Regions from separate parts of the Mus musculus genome. Here region 2 is linked to region 1. The links are chromatin loops, found by intact Hi-C in ENCODE. Cell type or tissue: heart. All regions are shown on one strand. Each heading gives the region's core, and the rest is flanking DNA. Links, peaks and the distances in the headings are about the cores only. Region 1 has its middle 31 kb from the start of Gm36475. Region 2 has its middle 21 kb from the start of Gm41046.

Region 1 (11,893 bases), core at 1,667-9,666:
ATGCTCCCTGCTTCACTTCCTGCCTCCAGGTTTCTGCCTTGAGTTCCTTTGACAATAGAACCCTGACATGAAACTGTAAGCTGAAATAAATCCTTCCTCTCCCATGTTGCTTTTTGTCATGATTTTAGCACAATAATAGAAACTCTAAACAAAAAGGAAAGTGGAGACTGTCATTGCTATAGGAAGTGAAAATGAGATTTCTGAGAAGTTATCTTAGGCTACCTCAAAACTTATGTGCTCAGCCCTGAATACATACATATAAGTTATATTACACACACACACACACACACACACACACACACACACACACATATATAATTACATAATACAATTAGATATTACAGTAATATAATTATTATATATATATTATAACTATATAATATACATTGCATATGTGTGAGTTTAATAATAAATCCTGAGAAAAGAGGGCATAAATTTGAAAAAGAATAAGGAGGAATATTTGGGAGGGTTTGGGGAAGGAAAGAAGAAAATTGTGTAATTATATTATAATCTCAAAAATAAAGTAAAGATGAAAAGCCTGATATGCCCACTAGGCAGACAATGCTGAAATGAGACATCCCAACACTGGCAAAGCAGCAAGCAGGAACTCATAAAGACCATTACTGGGGTCTATCATCTAGACTTACATGAACACTTTCTGGTATGACACCAGCTGCTAATGGGAAGCTCAGGAAGCCCACATTTATGTTCCACTGGCTACAAATTCTTCAGCCTCCAGCCTGACATTTAACCGCTTCTCAGCCAAGAGCCCACAATCTGCACCCCGCCTCCAGCATGTGAAAGAATGGCCACTCTCTGTGGATTTTAGCTGAGCTCTTGGGGGACAAAATGAAAGGGGCAGGACATAGCTGTCCTTAGGAGGGCAGGATTCCATAATAAGAGTACCAAGACACAAGTACACAAAAAAGAATATTCTATAGTGTTCCCACTCGTTTGAATCTTTTAAGGAAGATAGAAGATAGGGTTCCCACCACATTCACTTGGCTGGATCCTGGGCAGATATCCGGAAATCAGTCTGGTAAGATATTTATTATTGTTGGCATAGTCAGAGATGTTGTGATCTCAGCTGTAGTTTCTGGAAGAACAGAGGCTCCCAGATATCCCAGACTTGTCACCAAATCCCAGAAAGAAACATGTCTCTTTTTTTTTTTTTTTTTTTTGAGTCTGGTGGTTAGGGGTCCAATAATTATCTTATGACAGATAGATAACAAGGATGTGAGATGGGATCACTTAGGAACACATGCAGAAGTACTCAGTGCTGTATACTTCCACTCAGTATCTCAGGTCAGCTTTACGTGCCAGGCACAGCTAAGGTACAGGAGAATGAGATCACGTGGTGGCAGGGTTCTGAAGGTTCTGCTGGGTTTTCATGCAGTTCGCCTCCCTGCCTCTGAGTTCCAAGATACTCTTGGGAATGGAGTCCGATGGCAGTTGCAGTTCCTAGCATTCTTGTTAGATAAGTAAAGTCCAGCTACCAGCTCTGTATATTCTTCAAATGACAAAATTTTACTTTCAACTTTTTATTGCTACTCTGAGATTCTACACATACATCCCCATGAAACCAGAGACATGCACCATCCCAAGAACTTTCATGAAGGAAAACCCAACCAAGCCCTCCAGGCCTGCCTAAGGTCTGAGATCCTGTTTTAGAGATATGCCTGAGAGCTTCAGGAAGAGTCGGTGACAGTCCTGGTGATAGAGAAATTGCTGCAGGGGTTATCAATAAGGTCCCTGCATAGACTGACATCATCCTGGGCCTTGCTCCAACAGCATGAGCCATCTCTCTGTGTCACAGTGTTTGAGCCATCTCTACCACAGAGAAAGCTGGTGCCAGCTAAATCTCTCAGATCCAAAGCCTGTTACTTGTCTTCTAAACATCCTTGCATAATATTTCGAGTTAAGTAATACCAGGGCTGCTTATTCTTTCCCCAACTTCGTCCTTTACTTATTACAAACAGGAAGAAGTAGTCTGTTTATATTTTTGGATCACAATTTGATCCTGTAACTGCAAGGAACCTTTATTGCCAGTGGAAATATTCGGGAGAATATGTGAGGTTCAAAGTGTCAATTTCAATTGACAATATCTCACCCTCTCTAGTTCTTTACAGAGAAATTGTGCTATTTTTCTACAAAGGGAAAAAAAAGTGCCTTCTCTCTACTAAAGTCACTTTTACAACTCTGGGAATTCTGGCATTATTAGTATGGTCAAGAACACCCACAAAACTGTGTATCCTAAGCCTATCTTTCAGACAATCCATTAACAACATACAGTACAGAATTAATTTTTCATGGAGGGACCATACAAAATTGGCAGAGTGAAATTTCTTACGATGGGCATTGTGGGTTTGAGCCTTGTTAGGCAGCATGGATAATTGTGATCAAGAGCAAGAGAAGCTAACAAATCATTGAGGAGGGTTCAGAGGCTGGGTGAAGACTTTAGTCCACTCACGAAGCCATTTTGTTTGTGGATCAAATGCTGGCTTCGTAATATCATCAAAATAACCCATCTACACTCATTGTTCTGGGTGGAGGAGGCTCTGTACACTGTAGATGATCAGCAGCATCCCTGACTTCCACCTTGACCCAGCCGTGACAATCAGAGATGTCCCCAGACACTGTCAAATGTCCCTGAGGAGGCAGAATCAGTTCCTTGCAGGAAATGAGGAATGCTGCTTTGGCAGAGTCTGAAAAGAGCTAGTGAAAGTTGAGGGAGACCTTGGGGGATACTCTTAAAGTTTTGAAGATTGGAACTGGGATGTGCATCTCACAATGTGCATCCTCTCTCGCAGGCATGTGAGGGTGGGCTTGGGTTGGGTGAGGATCATAATGATGGGATCTTGTAGGGTTGCTGGAGACAGTGAGGTAGAGATTTTGAGATGAGGGGGCTAAGAAAATGCTCAAATTGGTAGAAAAATTTCCCATGATGCCTTCAGTTGAGAAATCGATGGATCTTTCTGGAAGTGTCTAGAATGACCACAAAACAACCCTTACTTTACTGAGTAAGGGTTTTCTGGACAAGAAAGTTGTTCTAATGAAAATGCTCAAAGAATGAAGTCACGTGCTTATGAGGATAGTAACATTTTAGATTGCAGAGGCTTTTTAAGGTTCCTTGATTTTATTCCTTTGGGCATATTATTGCTACATTTGGAGAATTCAGTATGAGTAAAAAAAGAATGAGTTAGGAAGCCCCTATTCCAGAGGTTCAGCCAGGCTTTACCATACTGGGAACTTGATGAATGATTTGTGCAAGCATGCAGTTTTCCCCAAACTCCAGGTTCTCCAGCAACATATTGAAGTTGATAGTGTCTTCCTTTTCAGACCTGCTGCAGTGGGATGAAGCAATGCATCTCTTAAAATCCTCACAGCACATGTTACCTAAGTATGAATAGGTCATTCAAAACTAAAAGAGCCTGGAACAGCAGTAGGGTACCTGTACTTGGGCCATCAAACCTTTGGAACATGCTACCTGCCTTCTCATTCCTATCAACAGCAAGAAAATGTTGGATTTTTCTGGACACAGATGCTGGAATGTTTTCTCTGCACCCAGGAAATATTAAGGAGGGAGAGAAGCCGTTATCTCACAGATTCGTTCTCTCATGTTCCTGAGCATGTAGGTTTATCTCTGAAATGTGTGGGGTGATGTGGGCTGGATACTAGCAATACCACTGCCACATGGGTAAAAGAATCATAAAATTACTGTCAGAGTAACTTGGAGAGGATTGAGAACTGAAGACCATGCACTGGAAAGCCCATTCAGTCTATTTTCAGACTCTTAAGAACAATGCCTTCTCTTAGTAGCATGACCTTGAATCTGTTTCACAGTGGGATTCTGCTTTCTCTCTTCTAAATCTCAAAACAGACCATCTTCTCTTACTGCATACATTTTTTTAATCCCTACCCTACGGGATAGATGCTATGATAAGAAGTCTGATGCTCAAAGTCTAAATAATTTGCTGAATTAGACCCAATTTATTCATAAATGGAAGCAAGAGTTAAAATTTAACTTGTCTCCTGGGTTCCAAAGTTTGTGATTCCCCAACTACAGTGTGCTGTCCTGAACTCATTTATTCCTCAAAACAACAACAAACAGAGAAATGAAAAGCTAAAACATCAGACATATAAAACCATGGTTCATATAGACGGGGTCCACGAGCAGCAGTTTCGATATATGGGCAAGACATACATAATCATATGTGGTGTTTTAAATGAGAAATGTCCCCAGAATCTCATATATTTGACTATTTAGTTTCTGCTCAGTGGTGCTGCTTGAGGACGTTATGAAGCCCACCTGGAGGAAATATGTCATTGGGGGTGGGCTTACAGACGTCATTCATAGCTTGGACCCACTTCCAGCTATCTCTCTCGCTGGTTCATGTTTGCTGTTGAAGGTGTGATCTCTCAGTTCCCACTCCTGCCACCTGCTGCCATGCTTCCCCTGCCATTACAGACTCGCCCTTTGATGCATGAGCCAAAATAAACTCTTTCTCCCATAAGCCATTGTTGGTCATGGTGCTTTATCACAGCAACAGAAATGAACTCATGCATCTAAGGTGTTTCTCTAACCTGACCGTAAGGTGACACATCATCAGGCAGCCTTTCTGGAAACCACACTGCCAGTCCAGTTTGCCTAATCCTAACAAAATAAATGAACCCGCTCCACCGCATGGTTCACAATGGACTGCTTTTGATGGGATCGGGAGAAAGAGAAACACGGTGTATCCTTCCTACTAATGCAGTTTCAGAGCTGTGCAAATGTATTTGGTAATGTTTAGATAACAAGGGTTATTGGGAAAATGGTAAAGGCTCAGCAAATTTTGCTGCAAGATACTGCAGATGGGAGGGACTCGGTGATGAAATGCCTCTTACAGAAGTGTTTCAAACAGTGGGCTCTCTGGGATCATGTACGTATGGTGCCAGTGCTGTGGTCTTCAGGGCCTGTGATTCATAAATGGTCAACTAGATGCAAATGGGTTTGTGGCCTCTGGGTTTTGTATTTCTCTTTCTTTTCTTTTTAAAAACCACAAAGCAGGCTGACTTTTTCTTAGCTCTGTACGGTACTTGCTTTGTGACTGAGCAAGCCTCCTCCTAACCCCCACCCCCAATCTCCCTGGGCCTCAGTTTCTACCTCCTGAGGAGGAAGAGTTGGTTATGTGATCCTTCAGGTCACTTCCTTCCCTTGATTTAAACAGATTCACAAAGGTTAACAACTGACTAGTGCCCTCTACAGGGGACTCTTTCAGCAGTGTGGGAACCCAGGGAAAATGCTAGCAAATATATATTTGCTATATATAGATGTATGTACAGTGTCTATAGATGTATTTGTGTTCTAACCATATACAATATATAATTAATTAATGAAACATAGTTGTGAATTAATTAAGTCTTAGATTTCGTCCAGACTTCATTGTTCACATAAGGAACACAGGGACCACCTTGGATGCAAGCTTCACTTAGTCCTGTGAGAAAAAGTTTTCCAGGATGTGAATATAAATATGCAGTTCAGTAGTTGTCTGATAATGACCTTTGCCTGGCTTTTTCAGTTGTCATCAAAATACCCTTCCCTCTCCTTCTCAGACAACTGGAACGCAGCATTTTCTAAGTTTTCTGTATACTTGCTACTCTTAAGAGTTGATGGACTGTGGATTTTTCCATTAGAGAGGGAAATGGCCATTTCAGTGTTGCCTGTAATAGCGTGAGCCCCTCACTGTGAGGGTGGCTTCTCTGCAAGCGATCAGGAGGCCCTTTCACGACATTGCCAGGAGAAAATGTAGGCGTGTTCAGTAATTGATTGATTCCCCTTCGCTTCAAGCAGTGCTGAAATGTTTAATCCTTCATGCTGAGACCCGCCCAGAAGTTAGGACATACTATTCATTCCTAAGGTGTAGGACATAGAAAAAAAAAAATGTCCTGGAAGGCTTTCAGAATAAATTTGGGTCTGTGTAAGCCTTCTTTAACATTTGCAAAACTAATCGCTATTTTAAGTTTTATTACTACAAAAGTCATGTGTGCTTTGTGGAAAGTTATAAATTCAGATAAAGAAAGTTTTAAAAGTGCTAGCCCCACATTCCTACCCCTTACAGGTTACCACTCTTAACACCTGTATACACTACATGTTTCTATCAAAATGAGATAGTGTTGTACATGCTGCTTGTAAACTGCTTTTTTTAGTTTATGAATCTTTCCTTGCCAATAAATTTTTATCTCCTCTAAAACCCAGTCTATGTTCAAATTTGCCCTGCTTGTCTGCAAAATGTCTTTTTACAGTTGGTTTGTTCAAACTAAATTCAAGTGCAGGGCCCTGCATGGCTTTTAGATATCCTGTCCAGTAAAGCACATGAATTTAACAATTTTTCATAAACTTAAAAAAACAGGGAAGGTTGAAGTTTGCTCTCTCTCTCTCTCTCTCTCTCTCTCTCTGTGTGTGTGTTCAGATTTTATTCTTTACATAAAGCAGATTTGAAAAAAAAACTGCCTAACTTTCTGCTTTATCTTCACCTACAATCACTACGCCTTATTGGTATAACAGATGGTCAGATTTTAAATGTACAGCCTTTAGTCTAAAATGAAATTTGTAAACCTGCTTGAAATCTTGGAAAACATCTCTTCTTCTCTTAACCACTGAGCCATCTTCTCTCTCTGTAGCCCACATTTGTTTTTCTTTAAGTTTATTCAGACCTAAACATAGCAAAGTCAGTCAAAATTTGTATCAGACATATAGCAAGAGAGTGTGGTCAAGCAAACAGGCCTGGTCTGCCCTCATGGTGCTTCAGGTCTGGCAGGGAAGGTAACCCACAAGTTAATTGTTAACACAAAGTACCAAATTAAATGATGACACAGGCTGGTATTGAGGGGGCAGAGGATAGAAGTTATCTAGGCACAGGGAGAGACTTGGGGAGGCAGGTCTGGTCTGGTGCAAAGGAGGGCTTCTCTAAAGGAATGTCTATTGGAAAAGGAAGGCAAAGCCTACTTTTGGCATCAGAAATAAGAATTTGCTAACATATTGGAGTTAGTTGTGAGTCATTTCTCTTATGACCAGAATAGAGAAACCATGGGCAAAATGGAATGTGATGAGCCAGGAATGAGGTCCAGGTCGGCGCATCCAGGGCCCTGGGCCATGGCAATACTGTATTGATTGTATGGGCAAGAAGGAGCAGTGAATGACTGTAAGCAGTAGCAAGCATGATCTGATTGATGCTTTTGCTAAGGACATGCTCGCTTCTGGATAAAGACCACACTGAGGAGACAGCCATGAAGACAAGATTGCTGACAAGACAGCAATGAACCTGATGGAATGCCACCTTAGCGGATCAGTTGAGATTGAATGTCTTGGCCTTGATTGGTGGACAGAGTAGACTAAAGCGGATCAACTTAGAGATCCATTTAGCTTTCTAGGAAGTGGAACCAGAAAGATGTAGGGACTGATGTGATTGAGAAGGGGGAGGGAAGGAGGAAATACATGCAATGATGTAACTATTTAGACTGTGTTATGGAGCTGTGCAAGTAATTACACTCCAGGTTCAAGCTAGCTAAGGACCTAGTGAAAATGTCTTGTCTCATGTACCCAAATGTCCTTGAGTAGATCCGATGTGTCAACACAGCTCACCCCAGGAATTCAGATCATGTCTTTAACAATACCTTTCTTTCCTATTCTTGTGTTGGCTTCACCCTTTCCTTGAAGCTCCTCTCTCATGCTAACAAAATAGCTACTGGTAGCTCTGGGTTTGCACCCTTTCTGGACACTCACTCCTTTAGCAGAAGGGGACTTGTCAATATTCTCAGGAAATGTTCTAGAATGGAACCTCATTAGCTGGTCTCAAGCAATATGTTTGTGCCTGGAGCTCAAGAGTAGAACCAATTCTATATCAAGTACACACAGAGTAGAGAAGCAAATTTAGCACTATAATTGTGAATAGATGATAGACAGGTAAGAATGACAGCATTTACTATATGTGACTCCCATCCTTTTTATAGGCAGAACTGCATGAAAGGGAAGGTCATTCCCTTGAGGAAGAAAAGAGTGGTGAGGGAAAGATTGCAGGTTCAGGTTTACACATGCTCTTTGTGGGATCTGTCTGATTTTACTTGGGGATGCTGAGTGAGCTGAGAAGTTTGTGAATCCAAGGCTAAGTAGAAGTTCTTGACTGTAGAATTTTCTTGGCTGTAACTTTCAAGGTTTGAAAGTTACCAGTGTGCATGGCATGGGTGAGATCATCTGATGAGTATGTCAGATGGGAAGAGGACATGTAATAGCTGGGCTGGGAAAGAGAAGAGAGCTGCAGGAGATTATAAAGGAAGGGCAGGCCAGCAGGTGAGGAAGAAACTTAGTCAGTATCCTGCCAGTGAAGTGGAGACTTCTTGCTGAAGGTGAACATGCAACAGCTAACAGCATGACAGGCCTCTGAGAGATCCAGTCATTTGAGGAAGTATGGCTGAAAGCTGCATCTTGGTGACTGCTGGTGGCACTGGTCAGAAGAAGGAAATGTGCTAGATTTAGCAAGGAAGACCAAGGGGGATGGCTGGCAAGGACAGAGGCATTGGAATGATGACAAAGGCTAGAAATTTGCTTTGAGGGGGCTCCAAGGAAGAATTTTAATTTAACTAGGTTGTCTTTGACACATACATGTGAAGTTATAAAGAAAGGTAGAGTTATCAAAGTTAAAAGATAGAGGCAGATAGGATTCAAAGACCAGAAGGATGGAGAAATCTTAGAATGAAGAAGAACCAACTCCTTCACTACAGCTAGAAGGGGAAAGGAAAAAGACAGATGTGGAAAAGCATGCAGGTCTGTTGCCAGATGCGGAAGCCATTGCCGTAGCGTGGTGTCTATCAATTCGTAGAAGCAGGAAGTGGTATCATCTCCTGTAAAGAACTGCAGAATTAGAGAGTGGAGAGATCTCAAACAGGTTCAGAAACTCAAGGTGGAATAGAATCCCTGAGCAGGGTCTGTGGCCAGGGAAGGCTGTGCTGTCATCTGACCTGCCGATGATGTCTTACCACAGTACCCAGCAAGGGGACTACTATATCTAAGAAGATGGATAGCTTACCCTCCAGATGTGATGAAAGAACGCGGGAGAGAGGAGCTGGTGGTCAAATAAATCCACAGAAGGAAACCAAAACGGACAAACAAAAAATGCAATGGAGAAAGTAGCTATTGTTCGCCCCTGGCGAAGTTGGAATGGGTTCTGATTTCCATAGAGAAGGATTGAAAGGCAAACCAAGGGATTGCCATTGATGATGGAGGGAGGGAAGGGAGGAAGGATGATGGGGTGGACAAGAGAAAGTTCCCAGGCAGTGAGGAAATGGTTGTAAAAAGCATAGAGGCGTGGCTACAAATGGTACAGCCAGCTTCAGTGGAAGGGGAAGCGAGGGCTACAGAATACTGCTGACAGAGTGGCCTTGAGTGGTTCTAAAGGCTCCAAAGCTTTGCCCAGTAGGGGCTCTGAAAGAGTTTCTCTACCTCTACCCTGATAACCTGACCTTTTCAACCTTTCATCACTATTCATATTTCTCTTCCTTCCCCCTTTTCTATTAGATTCCCTCTGGAAATAAAGTATTTTTCTTTGTATGGCTTCCTATTTTAATAAATGACACCACTATCCATCAAGCCCCAACCTGGAATCACCTTTCATGCTCACCCCACATATTGCATCCATTGGTAGATCCAGTTCTTTGATCTCCACACGCCATTGTCTGTTGCAGACATTGTTAAGAACCTTGAGTTTAGCTAGCAACCATCATCTCTTCCTCAAATCTGCTCTCTTCACATCTCACTTTGTATGCCTACTGTCCATTCTCCCTCTAGTCTATCTCCTGGAAATATATGTCAGACGTCACTGAAAATAAAACCTGCTCTTCTCCCAACCACTCCATCATACCCTTCAGTCCTTGTTTGGATCCCTGAAACTTAACAAGCTTCATTCTTTCTTAGGTCCTCTGCCACAGCTGTCTTCTTGACTTGGAATGTTCTTCCTAGCAGGGCTCTTTCTTGTTATTCAAATTTCAGAATTAATGCCACCTCCCTAGAAAGTACTTCCCTGACTGCCTGCCCAGCCAAAAGTAGGGTGAACAATACCATCTGTCTTACAGAAACACACATTCCTTACCCTGTCCTTTCTTGTCTACATCTCTTTTCCTTTCCCACCCTTAAAAAAGTTCTCTTTAACCCATTTCTTAAGTTAGACGATAGTATATATAGACATCACTTAGAATTCCCTGAGTACCACTATAAAACTAAATTCATAAAGCCAACACCAGCCTCTTCCTTTTCTTTGTCTCTCCCTGCCTTCCTTCTACTTCCCTTTTGTCCTTCTTTCTGTCCCATTCTCCCTTCTTTTTGCTTTGCATAATTAATGTCATGGACCTTCATGACATGATTGCTCTCTTTTTAAACAAAGTGACAGTTATGGTCTTCAAAAAGAAAGGAGTACTACTCAGTTTGAAGTCCAAAGACTTAGACAATCCAAGTAAAATTCTGTTCTCTCTCTCTCTCTCTCTCTCTCTCTCTCTCTCTCTCTCTCTCTCTCTGATTCTCACTTTTCTTTTATTCAGAGTATTAATGACAACTGAACCCAGGTCACTGTTGAGTGAGACAGTGTGTCAGTTATCTATGAACTTCAATAATATGATATAAAAGACTTGCCCAACACTTAGTGTTAAAATACCCATTCAACATTTCTTTCTTATATGGGTCAGCTTAGCTGTTTTGTTGATCTGGACTGGGCTCACTCACATATCACTAATTGGATGACCACCCAGCTTGGGTAGCTGGCCTAGGATGGCCTTCAACTGAGGTGACTAAGCTCGGTTCCATATGACCTTCTGCCTCCCAGCAGGCTAGTCTGGGCTTGTGCTGCTGTTGGTGGCAGAGTTCCAAAAGAGAAATCAGAAACCCATATGTGTGTTTTAAGTTTCTGCTTGCCTCGAGTTTGCTACCATTCCATAGTCCAAGCAAGTCCACGGCCAAGCTTACTGTCAAGGGCCATGACATGTCTAGGGCAAAGTTCAGCAAACCCATCGCCAGTAGCACACTGAATCCACACAGTGGAATAAAAGCATAACGATGGGGTGTCTCCTCCCCTGAAAAGTTTCTTCAGTGATCCTCCACTGAGCTGAGAAGGCTTTGGTGTGTTTCTAAGCTCGGCATGACTGTTTAGTGAATGTCTAGTAGACTCAGGACTCTGGGTCTTAGTGTTTTGAAGACACAGCAGTGAACATAAAAGGGCATTGCTTCAAACCTCTATCTGGGATTCTGGGAAGAATGGCAGGCACATTGAGAGGAAGTGAACCTGGCTGTTGGCATAGTACAATGGTGCAGTCCTCAAAAAAATGGCTATAGAGATTTGTTATACATCTAAAAGTAGAGCTACCTGCTGTAGCACACAATCTGGGATATGTACCTGACAGACTGTAAGTCAGCCACACCACAGAGATGCTGGCATGGTGAATGTTTATGGCTGTATTGTTCACAGCAGCCACAATACGGACCAAGCCTGGAGGTCCATCAACACATGCGTGAATAAAGAAAACATAGTGCATCTGTAAATAGCCAGATGATGACATTTAGGGGAAAGAGATGAAACTGGAGATCTTTATGCTAAGCAAAGGAAGGAAGGCTCAGAAAAACAAGTGGTATGTGTTTTCTCGCATATGCAAGGTCTAGATTTGTGTGCGTGTGTGTGTGTGTGTGTGTGTGTGTGTGTGTATGTATGTGTGTTCTATCTCACACATACATATGGAAGGGGAAAAGGAGTGAGTGAGAGAGAGAGAGAGGGAGAGAGAGAGAGAATATGTGTGGTATAAAAGCAGAAGGGGAACTATTTGGATGGGGGGGCAGCAAGAATAAGTGAATGGGTAGGGGAAGATAATGGATGGA
Region 2 (11,893 bases), core at 2,660-10,659, 1.1 Mb before region 1:
GAATATATTATTCATGCCAGTTATAGTCTTCATCATCGGATCTTGCTAGTTAACATGTTGAGAAAGAAGGATGTTCATGAGTTGAGCACACAATTTATTTTAGAATATTTTAGCTGATAGTCGTAGTTCCATATGGGTTTCATGCATCCAAATACATTCTTAAAAAAAAAAAAAAAACCAGAAAGAGATTCCCACAAATGATCTGAACAATCTTTTCTTAAAAGACAATATCTAACAGGCCAACAAGCATACAAAACACAACCATCAAAGGAACCAGATAAAAAACCCACAGTGAGAGAGCCTCTCTTTCCCACTACAATGGCTTTTACCCAGAAAAAGAAAAGTATCCAATGCTGGTCAGGATGTGGAGATAGGGGACGGTTAAATACTGCTGCTGGCAATGTAAACCAGGCAGCCACCATGGAAAATACTGTAGACATCCCTCAAAAACCCAGAGCTAGAACTACTCTATAATCCCAGCCGTCTTCATGTTGTTAAAGAACTATTCATTGTGTTTTCGGGTCTGAGTGTTTCCTGTGAGTATGCAAATGTACCATGTGTATGCCTGGTGACCTCAAAGGCTGAAAGCATGTTTCAGATCAGTGTGAGGTGCTCTGTGGGTGATGGGAACCAAACCTAGGTCCTCTGCAGAGCAGTCAATGTTTCTACCTGTTGAGCCATCTCTGCAGTCTCACCATCTAGCTACCTTACACCCAAATCTAATGGCACTGAAATCAAATGGCCAAGGACACATCTGCCCTTGGATGCTTACTGTAGCACTGTTTGGAAGTGGGTCACCATCCTGGCTATTCATCACCACCAGCAATCTTGTGACTATGAGAAGCGGGCAGGGGGACTGAGGGCATTTTCTAAGAATCATGGAAATAAAGGTCCGGAGAGTTCATTGGTACCTTACTCTCGCCTTTGTCCCTGTGTCTGCTGTCACTTTCTGTAGTTGGTTGTCACAGCCTTATCTTATTCCTCCACTTGCCCATCCCTGTCTTTTCTTTTTTTGGCATACATGTATATGAAAGGAGTTTTGAATTAATTTGTTTTGCCAGATGTAAGTTGAGAAAGTCAGCCTTGCTTGTTGTATAGCCATCACTCATGTCCTGCAAATACTAAAGTGATTGATTTTCTTCTCTACAGAGTGGGAAAAGTCTAAATTTCTGGGTTGAGTCCTGGTGTTAGTCTACTTGAATTATCATACTGCCTCACAGAACAAAAGGCGGTAGAGGTGGCCAATGGTTTAAATTATTTCTTGCTAGCATTGTAATGCATGGTGGACACAAAATAATAAATAACAGACCTATGTTTGCACAAAATGTCTCTGACGGATGAAGCCTTGCTGTGGTTCTCATTTAGCCTTGTGTTAAATTTAGCCACATTTCTCTGCATGTTTACAGAAAGTCAGGTTGTATGGTTTGCGAATTGAAATGTTTGACACGATTGACCTACTTCCATCTGGGGATCATCAAACTACACAACCGTGAGCCAGGGAGATGGCTCAGCTGGTAACGTGCTTGCTAGGTAAGCGTTAGGTCCAGAGTTCTGATCCCTAGCCCCCACAGAAAAGCCAGGTTTGTTGGTGGACACCTGTAATCCAAGGATGTGGGCAACGAGCAGGCAGACAGGCAAATTGTCGGGGCTTGGTGACTAGGCTAAGTTACCTGGAGTAGAGAGCTCCAAGTTTAATGAGAGACCTGTATAAAAAAATTATACAGGGGGAGTGGAATGGAAGGAAATACTTTAAGCCAACCCCTGACCTCTACAAACTCAGGCACAGGTAAACACACGCATTGCATGTGCTATACTATACCATACCATACCATACCATACCATACTATACCACACACAGACATACAGACACAGACACACACACAGACACACACACACAGACACACACACACAGACACACACACACACACACACACACACACACACACACACACTCCACCACAACCAAACAAGAAACAAACAACAAAAAAAGAGGAATGAACTTGGATTTGCTTCTAAAATTTCAGAGAAGATCTAAATTCTATGATGCCAGCTTTCTTAAAAGCAAAACAAGTAACTCTTACTTCTTGTCACCTCTTCCTGGAGCTCTGATACCAGTGGATGGAACACAATATGCTGGGATGAGGTCCAGGGAGCCATGATGGAGGAGGACCTGTCTCCCTCATCAACTGCATGGATGCTCATTTCCCCACACATATTTATTTAAGCCTCTCTAAATTTATTTTATTTTATTTTTTACATGCGCTTTGATCATTGCTCAAGGGTGACTTTTCCTTCTTGGTACTTCCTTGAATTAGGAGCACATTGGTCTATTGAAACAATTCTATGATACTGCTCAATTTTTGAAGATCTCTCTCTCTCTTAAAGATTTTGTGTATGTGAGTACAGTGTTGTTCTCTTGAAACACACCAGAGGAGGGCATCGGATCCCATTACAGACCCCATTACAGATGGTTGTGAACCACCATGGTTGCTGGGATTTGAACTCAGGGCCTTTGGAAGAACAGTCAGTGCTCTTAACCACTGAGTCATCTCTCCAAGCCCCTGGAGACATCTCTTACACTCTCCTCCATTCATTGCTCTCTATTCAATGGGAGAGAATTCGAGTTCTCCTTTTCATCAAAAGTGTTAATCTGATGTCTTCTGCATAAGCCAGCAAACAAAGGGAATTTATTATAATGTCAGAGGCATCCCTGATAGTAAAGGACTACTGCAGCCATACTACCCTAAGTGCTGGTGATTGGGGAATATGACATAGTAGGGTTTAGACTTCACATGCTGGGTGGGGTGTTTTTGTGTCCTTCTTTATGTTCTCCCAGCCTGCTGTTTGACTGTGGTCTTGGCTATGAATGCTCTATGCAGTTGTGATGCATGGGCTCCCTCCGGCCGGTGTATCATACAATCTTTGGTTGCTGATATGGAGTTTCAGGCTGTGGCAGATCTGACTTCTGCCTCGTGTTCACACTGGAAATGTGAGCAGATTAGAGCCACATAGGGCAATAATGGGAGTAAGTGTATCATTATGTCTGACCTACATCCTTCAGGAAGGTATACCAGAAGCCATTCCACAAAGAAGCTCACAGTAGCCCAGGAGGAAGGATCCTTGGTTGTCCATATCCAGTAACCAACCTAGTTGAAGACCCTATGATTGGCCCTATTTTAATTTGTCTGTTTCTCTACTTGTTTCCTCAAATCAATTCCAAAAATAAGGCATCTTCTCTCATCTGGGCTCTGCTTCTGGGAAGAACCCAGACTAAGCTAATTTAAATCAGCTTCACTCAGTTGCATTTTTCCTCTTAAATTCGGAGATGTTTGGAAACTATTTGCAAGTCTTATAAAGTACACACTAAATAAAGATGGCATGAAAAACAAGTAAACAGGAGTGTACCCCGCATGTTGTATATAAAGGCTCTATAAAGTAGGAATTGTTCTGTGAATTAGACTTTCCCCGTTCTTCGGTTGGGAGACAGACTCAGACAATTGCTTGGTTTTGTAAAAACACGTCTCCGTGATTCTACAGCTGTGCTTAGAGAGTAACTGAATAGTAATGTTTTGATCATTGCTCCACAGATGGTGAGGCCCCAGAAGACACATGTCTCTTCTGTAGAGGGGCAATGCAGGAAGTGTGGGTGTATCAGTGGGCTCTGAGTACTTTGGGATGCATCTGTGTGGGGACCTAAATGAGTGTTTCTAGTCTTTCTTTAAAATGTTTTTTTTTTTTTAAATTTATGTGTCTATGTGTGTGTGTCTGCACACACATGTACATGTGGAGGCCAGCAAGGGTGTCAGACCCCCCTGAGGCTGGAGTTATAGATGGTTGTAGGGTACTCTACTTCGATGGATGCTAGAAACCAAACTTGGGTTTTCTCAAAGAGCAGATAGTGCTTTAAACCAAGGAACTCTCTATCTCTGTATTCCCATATTTATTTATTTTTTACAAGGTGTCAATACCAATGTAATAACCTCAAATATCATAGTCCTTGGGTCACAAATAGGAAAAAAAGCTTTTGGAAACAAAAAGTATTGGGTAACCAGTTTGGCACTGGAGATGGAGATCACATTTTTTTTTTTTTTTTTTTTTTTTTTTTACATCCCGTGCCCCTGGAAAGGTATTCAGTCATTCACCTGCTGGTTTCTGATAGAGGCAGAGCCTGAGTTCAGGCCTTTGAGTCCCTTCTCAGGGTCTTTCCAGATACTACACTGCCTTACCAGAACGGCCTTTCTGCTGAACTGGAGTCAGTGAGCTTTTCTCATGTGAAGGCCCAGGCAGTGAGCAATCCGGGCTGGGCAGACATGGGAGCTCTGGTGCAGCTCCTCACCTCTGCCATGGAGGGGAGTTGGTGTACAGGGGACTAATGTGAACGAGCGGGGATATGCTTCTGAAAAGACGCGGTCATAAACACAGGAGAGGGCCTGGCTTTGGCCAGTGGGTCACCCTTTGTTGGTCCAAGTTTCATAGTAACATACAGCAAGTTCTGCTTGGTGATCATCAACGAGGCCTTTGAATCTTAGAGAATTAAAGTCCCCATCCAGCCTGATGCTGAGAGCTACTATGACATGGTGGTCCCCGCAGGACCGGGCTTCCTTCCAGGTCTGCCTATGCACAGACTCTGAGCCAGCATCCAGGAGAGTGGGCAGGCCCTCTCTAGTTTCCAGAAGGAATCGACAATTCTCTTCCTGTGCAGATAAAGGAACAATTATACCACTGGGGACTTACTGGAAAGTGAAGCGGGCTCACCAGGAAGCAGCAGGAATTTGCTTCTCAGTCATTTTCTCCACAGTCTGGCCCCGAGTCTGCCAGACTGAGAAAGGTCAGCTGGGATCACTGGCAGACTTGGAAAACTTCCAGAACCTTCACTTGTGGGATGACACATGGGGGTTTGTCAATTTCCGTGGCCCACTTGGGACTTCCTGTGGCCCATCCAGTTACCTCATCCTCTCCAGGTTCAAACACATAAGAGTTTTATCCTCAGCCGCTCTGTCAGGGCGACACTGTTGTGACACTGTCTACAAATGCGACTTTCGAGTCCTTGACCCCTATGCCTTCTTTGCGGATTTCTTGTTGACGTTTGAGAAAGTCAGAAGCCATTGTCTTTCACAGAGGTCAAATCTAGGAGCTGAGGCGAAACCCGATGTCTATGCCAACGGGGCTGGATGTTTATCCTTGAGCTTATGTGCACGCATGCATGCACAAAGTTATGTGTGAATCTCAGCTCGCCCTTTAAATTAGGTCACCTTTTCCAAGGCCTCCACTCAGGGAAGGTCCTTGAGCAGCCTTGGTGCTCTTAAGTAGCCCAGGGACCGGGTCCTTTCTTGTTAATGTCACCCCCAGGTATCCTCTCCTCTTTTGTTTCTACCATGCAAATTTACCTCCCGGCCTGTTTCAAATTTCTGAGAGTCAACGACTTACAAAGGTGGATGGAGCCTTCAGTGGATTTAGTTATCTAAATCTTAAAAACTCTATTCCATGATTACCTACCTCAAAGCTTGACAGTCCACACCTGTCATTGGACCGGAGTTTCTTCGAGTGTAATGAAGCCTTCAGAATTGAAGTGGTTTTGGGAGACATGGGGGGAAGAGTTCTATTATTTTTACAGAGTGGCACTCTTCTCCCTGGAGATAAGAAGGCTGGGTCTGGTGTGAGGCTGGAAAAAAAAAGCAAAACAAAAAACAAAAAAACAAAAAACAAAACAAAACAAAACAAAAAAAAGAGAAGGGAAGGAAAGAATATTTGATTATTTCTTCATAAACCACCAATTCCTTTAGCACCTGGCTGTGGCTCCTGCTGCCGTGTGGAGAATATCAATGGCTTTAATATTCCCATCGTTGTGCCTTGGAATCAGTTGCCTGTCCTGCTGAGCTCTCTGAATTTCAGACCAGCGCCAGCCCTGAAAACCACGGCAGATGTAAGGGAAGTTTAGCCAGAATGCTCTCAGTTAAAGCCCGCCTCAACATTTCTCCTGTGCCCATGGGGTTTTAGCACACCCCTCTCCGCAGTCCCTTGATTGAGGGGCATATCCCTAAGTGTGCAGGTACTACATTAGGACATTTTCATAAAAATTTTTAATGGTCTATTTTGTTTGAATTGGGTCATTATTCTCAGTAGCATCACTGGCAAAGAACAACTCTTGAATATTAACTAGAAGGAAAGAGAAAACAATAACAAAGGCGAAACAAAAATCTCCAACAAGCCGAGTCCGGGAAAGGAAGCTGAGGTTAGGCTGGGTGTATAAATTTCATATGGCTCATGACCACAAGGTGGCGCTATGAAAACACCTCATTTCCAAACCCCGAAAAAGATACAAATAAGGAAAACACAATGAAAGAGCCTTTCGTGCAGAAAATAGTCTGTGTCAAGAGCGAGCCAGCAAAACGCATGCACCAGCAACGCCTGTGTAGTCTGCTGTATGCATGTGGATCCCGCCTGTAACCATTTTAAGGAGCAATGTTATAGGGAGTGGAAATTGGTATTTTTGCGGGGGAGGGTAGACATTTTATAATTGATACTTTTATAATTCAAACAGGAGCTTCAACATGTGTTAAATTTTTTACATTGATTATTAAATGCATTTCATCTCCCTGGCATCTTTGAAAGTGTGACATTTTAGACATCAGAATGATAGGCTAGGCTTTCTACCCCTCAACCCACTTCTATTCTACGTTGAGAGCTTGCACAGTGGGGGACATTTATTTAAAAACAATTAGTGCCCCATTAAGGGAAACATGAAGCCTGCGGGTCACAGATGTTCTCGGCTGCTTTGGGAAATTGTCATGTAGGAAGTTGGTAAATTAATACTCTGTGGAAAATAGTTCTGTCCTTTAGACATGTCGTCTGTTATGTGACTCCCTGATGTCAGTGCCACGTTATTTCCAGTGACTAGAGTCGTGGCAGAGTGTTCTGTATGTGCATAAGGCGTCCATTTGCCGACAGTGAGATGAAAAGCTGGTATTTCACAAGTTTGTACACGGAAGATGGGATGTTGCTATAATGGCTCGGACAATCTGGTTCCTGAAGGCAGGAGTGGAAAGTCGTCCAGGGGAACAAGCAGAGAAGCCCAGGGATTCGCATTGCTGAACTCAGAGCAGCCCTCTAGATCAGGAGATATGAGAGCATTTCCATTCCTACCATGAGGTCCCAAGAACTAACTCCCCTACGAGTGCCACACTACACGGCAGGAAATGGCATGGGGCCTTGTAGTTATTCTCTAGGGAAAAATTCAGGGATGTTAGAGGGAAATGTCTACACATCACAATTTGAATTTAGATAAAAATCTAATAAAACATTATGAATTACTTTAACAAAGAAAAGGAAAGAGACAATATAGAGAGCAGTGTGTGTATGTGTGTGTGTGTGTGTGTGGCTGGAAGTATTTTGTTGTTATTATGTGACAGAATCTCACTCTGTTGCCCCATCTGGTCTTGAGTTCATGGGTCCTTAAGATTCAGCAAACAAAGTCTCCGGGACTCCAGCCCAGCACTGCTGTATCTGACTGTGAGCTGGGTTTGAACCCGGGGCCTCCAGTGTGCCAAGCCTATACTTTACCATTGAGTTATACCCTGAGGGTGTGTGTATTTCTTTTCTCCTTCTTTTATATAATCTCATCACTTTGTCAGTCAAGCTGTCATATTTTCCCATCATCCACAGAGCAGGTGGCCAGGGGAAGGTCCCTGGTTTTCCCTCTAGCTGGGGAAAACCATACAGGTCGCTGATGAAAATTATGGCTGGGTTGATTCTTGGCTGACTCAATTACAGAGGCATTGCTCCAGCTGTAAATACAACTCATGATATAAAAATTATCCAGTCCCTACTTGGGGAAAAAAAGATGCTAATTAAAATATGAACCTCTAAGGAATGTTCCTTATTTAGATAACCAGTGTGTTAACTAAATTTGAGCCTGCAGCAATATAAACAGCTATTTCTGCTACTACTGCTATGAATTGTTTTGAAGTAGTCAACAGAACTGTATATTATTATTATACGAATCATATGTCTATTAGCTTGTAGAAAAGGTATATGGAAGGAAAGGTGTGTGTGTGTGTGTGTGTGTGTGTGTGTGAGAGAGAGAGAGAGAGAGAGAGAGAGAGAGAGAGAGAGAGAGAGGGAGAGAGAGAGAGAGAGAACTGTAAAGAAAGTAAAGTTTGCAATATACCCTGTCATACATTGGGCCAAGATAGCAGCTATTTCTGATACATATACACATTGTTCTTTTTATATGCCAATTCTCACAGTACATTGGGGATCCAAGCAACTTGTTTGGACAATTCATCACATTATCTTTAAAAAAATTCAGATAATTTGATGGTGTTTTAAAAAAATTAAGATACCATATATCCTATGGTAATTAGAATTAAAAATTATAGGATAGTTGAGAAGGGGAAGTATCCTAGATTCTGGAGCAAACCATCACAAAAGAACCAAATTCCTAACTTGATTTGAAAAAAATGCAAATAATCTGGTTCCCTCACGAGGAATTTTGAATCACTTGGAGGTTGGTTAATATAGAATTAGTGAAGTCAGGCATGATCCCAACTCTCATGAGGCTGAAACAGGAAGATTGCTGTGAGTTCAGGGCCAGCTTGGGCTATAGAGTAGGGCCTAGTCTTAAAGACAAGCAGCAAAATCCTGAAAATTCAAACCCTCAAAAAAGCCCCAAAAGTAGGAAGGCAACCAAGAACATTTAAAGAATTAATTATACTCATGGTTCTATGTAGCCCAGGTTGGCCCCAAACTTCTGGTCCTACTGCCTCAGAGTCCTTGGTGCTTGTATTACAGATGTGCACTACCACGTTCAATTTTGACACAATCAGGAGACCTGGGTTTACGTTGAAGCTTCCAGCTGTGTTCGATCAATGGTTCTTGACCACTGATAGCCCGGGCATTTATTTCTTTGTTCTGATGTTTGTTAATTCTGCCTTTTAAAGGGGCCATGAATACTGAATGTGGAGAACTCACTTAGAGGACTTGGATCTATAGTGAGCCTCAAGGCTCCTCCTCTGCTTTAGAAACACAAGGGTGTTCTTTACAGCCTGGCCTATTTGTGGTGTTTGCGTTATCTTTGATGTGCTAGCGGCTTGTTCCGAAGATGCCACTGACTTTGGCTTCTTTGGCTAATGATTTGATGCAGTTGAGACTTGGGGGTGGCTTGCTTGGGTGCTCAGCTCCAGGAGACCATGGGAGGCATAGACAGGTACCTGCTTGATTCTCTGAAGCCACAGACATTCCTCAGTGGTATATACAGCATGCTACAAATACATACAACATATTTTCTATGCCAGGCCCACATCCGGCTGTCAGGCCTTGAACCCCACAGGCTTGCCTTGAGAGGTGGGGGGCTACAAGAGAGGCCTTTGTTGATTTGGGCGCAGACTCCAACAATCTATTTTCGAACCCTTAGAAGCCTCTTGTTAAGGAACATTAAAAGACCTGTAAAAGATCAGTCGAGAGCTGGCTAGCAGTTGATTTGTTAGTGATATTGAAGAATCATGTACCTTATCTTGGTGTTTAATCAGTTGATAAATTATTTCTGTATGTATATCATTTTCTTTTAAAAAAAGACTAGCCCCCCTCCTTCAGCAAAGGGTCATGAAGATTCTGCAGTCCTGGGTAATCCCTCCGTAGCAGGTCTTTTCCAATTCCTTTTATGAGATTCAATCCCTCTCCAGTATGGATAAGGCAGAATCCAGAAGCAAACTAAGAGTTTTGGATCTCAGGTGCTAGCATCCAAGTTCGGCATTATAAATAAGCAAGTAGGTACTTACTAGGTGATCAACGCGGACTTAGGATGAGAGTCCAGGCCACCCTCAAGGCACAGGTGCGGCGTGAACTTCCTTCCCTACAAGGTTATTCTGGAAGGAAAGCAAGTCAGTCTGCTCCAATAGCACATGCAACACAGGGAAGGCAAAACGCACAACGGGAGATCTACGAGGTCCAGGTCAGGACGGAAGCCTGGAGGGAGCTTTACCCAAAGACTGCAGGTGTGTCAGAGAGGCTCACAGCTGCCACAGTTCTGACTTTGTCGACTTGCACTCAGGAGCAAGCTAAACTATATCCAAGTGTAAGACTGACTTCAGAAAATAAGGGATGTGTATATTTTCTCAATAAAAACAACAACAACAACAACAACCCCCCCAAAACAAAAAAAAAAAACAAAAAAGCCCCCCAAAAAAACCACTGCTCAGAATCAGTCCTACTCCTTAATTTTGCTGCATACAAGATATTAGACATTTTTAGTAAGGTCAGTTTGCCTGTTTGCTAACTCACAACTTCTTATTAGAAAACAGGGCCCGAAGCAGGCATGTTTTGCTAGTAAAGAAAAGTCAGGCTGAGAGGCCAGCATTGCAAGGTTGAGACGACAGGAACTTTGGAACCCGAGTAGAGGGGCATCAGGGTAGAGCTGGGGTCTCTGGTGATGAATGTGACGACTATGGCTTTTACCCAGGAGTATGGCACTAGCATAGTAGTAGGAAATGACAGAAAGGAAGGGACTTACAGTCGCTAGGTAGAGGAATACACAGGTTTCTTTCTAAGAAAGGAGAGAATGTCACTGAGAGATGAAGTGTCTTACTTGAAGAGTCGTGTTAAGACTGAGAAAACAGAGAATCCATGTTAGCATACTTGTCTTTCCAGTCTTTTATGTGTTTGCCATATTGAAATGCAGGGATCAGGAATGTGCGCGCATGTACACACACACTCACACACACACACACACACACACACACACACACACAGAGAGAGAGAGAGAGAGAGAGAGAGAGAGAGAGAGAGAGAAACCTGGGAGATTTGGGTGGACCAGCTTTGTGATGGAGAAACTGTGGCACTCTGGTAGTTCAATATATTTTATTATATATAGTTTAACAGAAAGGCAGAGATCACTGTACACAGCTGAACAAGGAGGTGGAGTTATTACATACAAATGAACGAGGAGGTAGGGTTGATGGTTTACAGCTGGATCGAGGAGACAGGTTTAGATAATTTCAGCATGAGCAGTCTCAGTAGGGGAGTGGTCTTCACGCTATAACTATCCCTGGGGGACAAAGCTATGACAGGCATCTTCTCTCTCTCTCTCTCTCTCTCTCTCTCTCTGTCTCTCTCTCTCTCTCTCTCTCTCTCTCTCTCTCTCTCTCTCTCTCTCTTTTGTTTTTTTGAGACAGGGTTTCTCTTTATAGCTCTGGCTGTCCTGGAGCTCATTTTGTAGACCAGGCTGGCCTTGAACTCAGAAATCCGTTTGCCTCTGCCTCCCGAGTGCTGGGATTAAAGGCGTGTGCCACCACGCCCGGCTGACAGGGTGACACCTGTACACACTGTTAACATTTGCACTTGGGCCGTGAGGGAAGGCTTCGCCAGGGTGGGAGTTGGAGTTCAGCTTTGCCTTTTCCCCGTGGATCGGAGGCTCTGGTCCCGGATATGGCTGTGTTCATGTCAGTAACACATAGTCACTTAGGGCTTCGCACACTCAGGGCTCCTCCCCTCTCTACAGTGTAACCCTCCTCTGTAGCCTTCAAGGGCTGAGGGAGTTTCCTCTGAGCTCCCTGACTGTCCAGGCACAATCCATAAGGGACTCACTTTTGAAAATGATTCAGGTGATGATCAGGTTTAAATTGTGACTCAGAGGTCCCACACATAACATACAGCCAAGTAGCACTGGCTGCCTTATGAAAAATTCTCCTGTATCTGAGTCAACTCATAGCCTGGAACAGAGAACTCTTCTTTTGCGCCATCAGAGCCTCACAGGGCCAGAGGCTGCCATCTTAAAGGCCCATCTCATCACTGATAATGTGATGTTCTGAATAGATAAGTACCAAGTGGTGCACAGAAAGATGTAATCATGATGAGATTTCATAGGGGACTCAAGTGGATGGCACAGGCACAGTGGGCA

The links. Hi-C counts contacts between places; a loop is a spot of excess contacts. Peaks named below come from ENCODE experiments on the same cell type or tissue, not always from the same donor. Only the 100,000 strongest peaks of a DNase experiment are listed, where the experiment ranks them.
Region 2: a loop joins it to region 1, with 2.6 times the contacts of the local background. A loop is called at or near these places in 6 of 42 quality-filtered maps.

Annotation. Positions count from the first base shown.
Region 1 is chr13:101,503,456-101,515,348 of GRCm38, reverse strand. No RefSeq gene overlaps it. Among named protein-coding and RNA genes, the nearest start is that of Gm36475, 31 kb to the left of the region's middle. In heart, for the core only: a CTCF peak has its summit at 5,250 (motif pointing left); a DNase peak (open chromatin) is centred at 1,778.
Region 2 is chr13:102,639,432-102,651,324 of GRCm38, reverse strand. No RefSeq gene overlaps it. Among named protein-coding and RNA genes, the nearest start is that of Gm41046, 21 kb to the left of the region's middle. In heart, for the core only: a CTCF peak has its summit at 6,270 (motif pointing right); DNase peaks (open chromatin) are centred at 4,774 and 6,324; H3K4me3 peaks cover 339 bases; H3K27ac peaks cover 1,456 bases.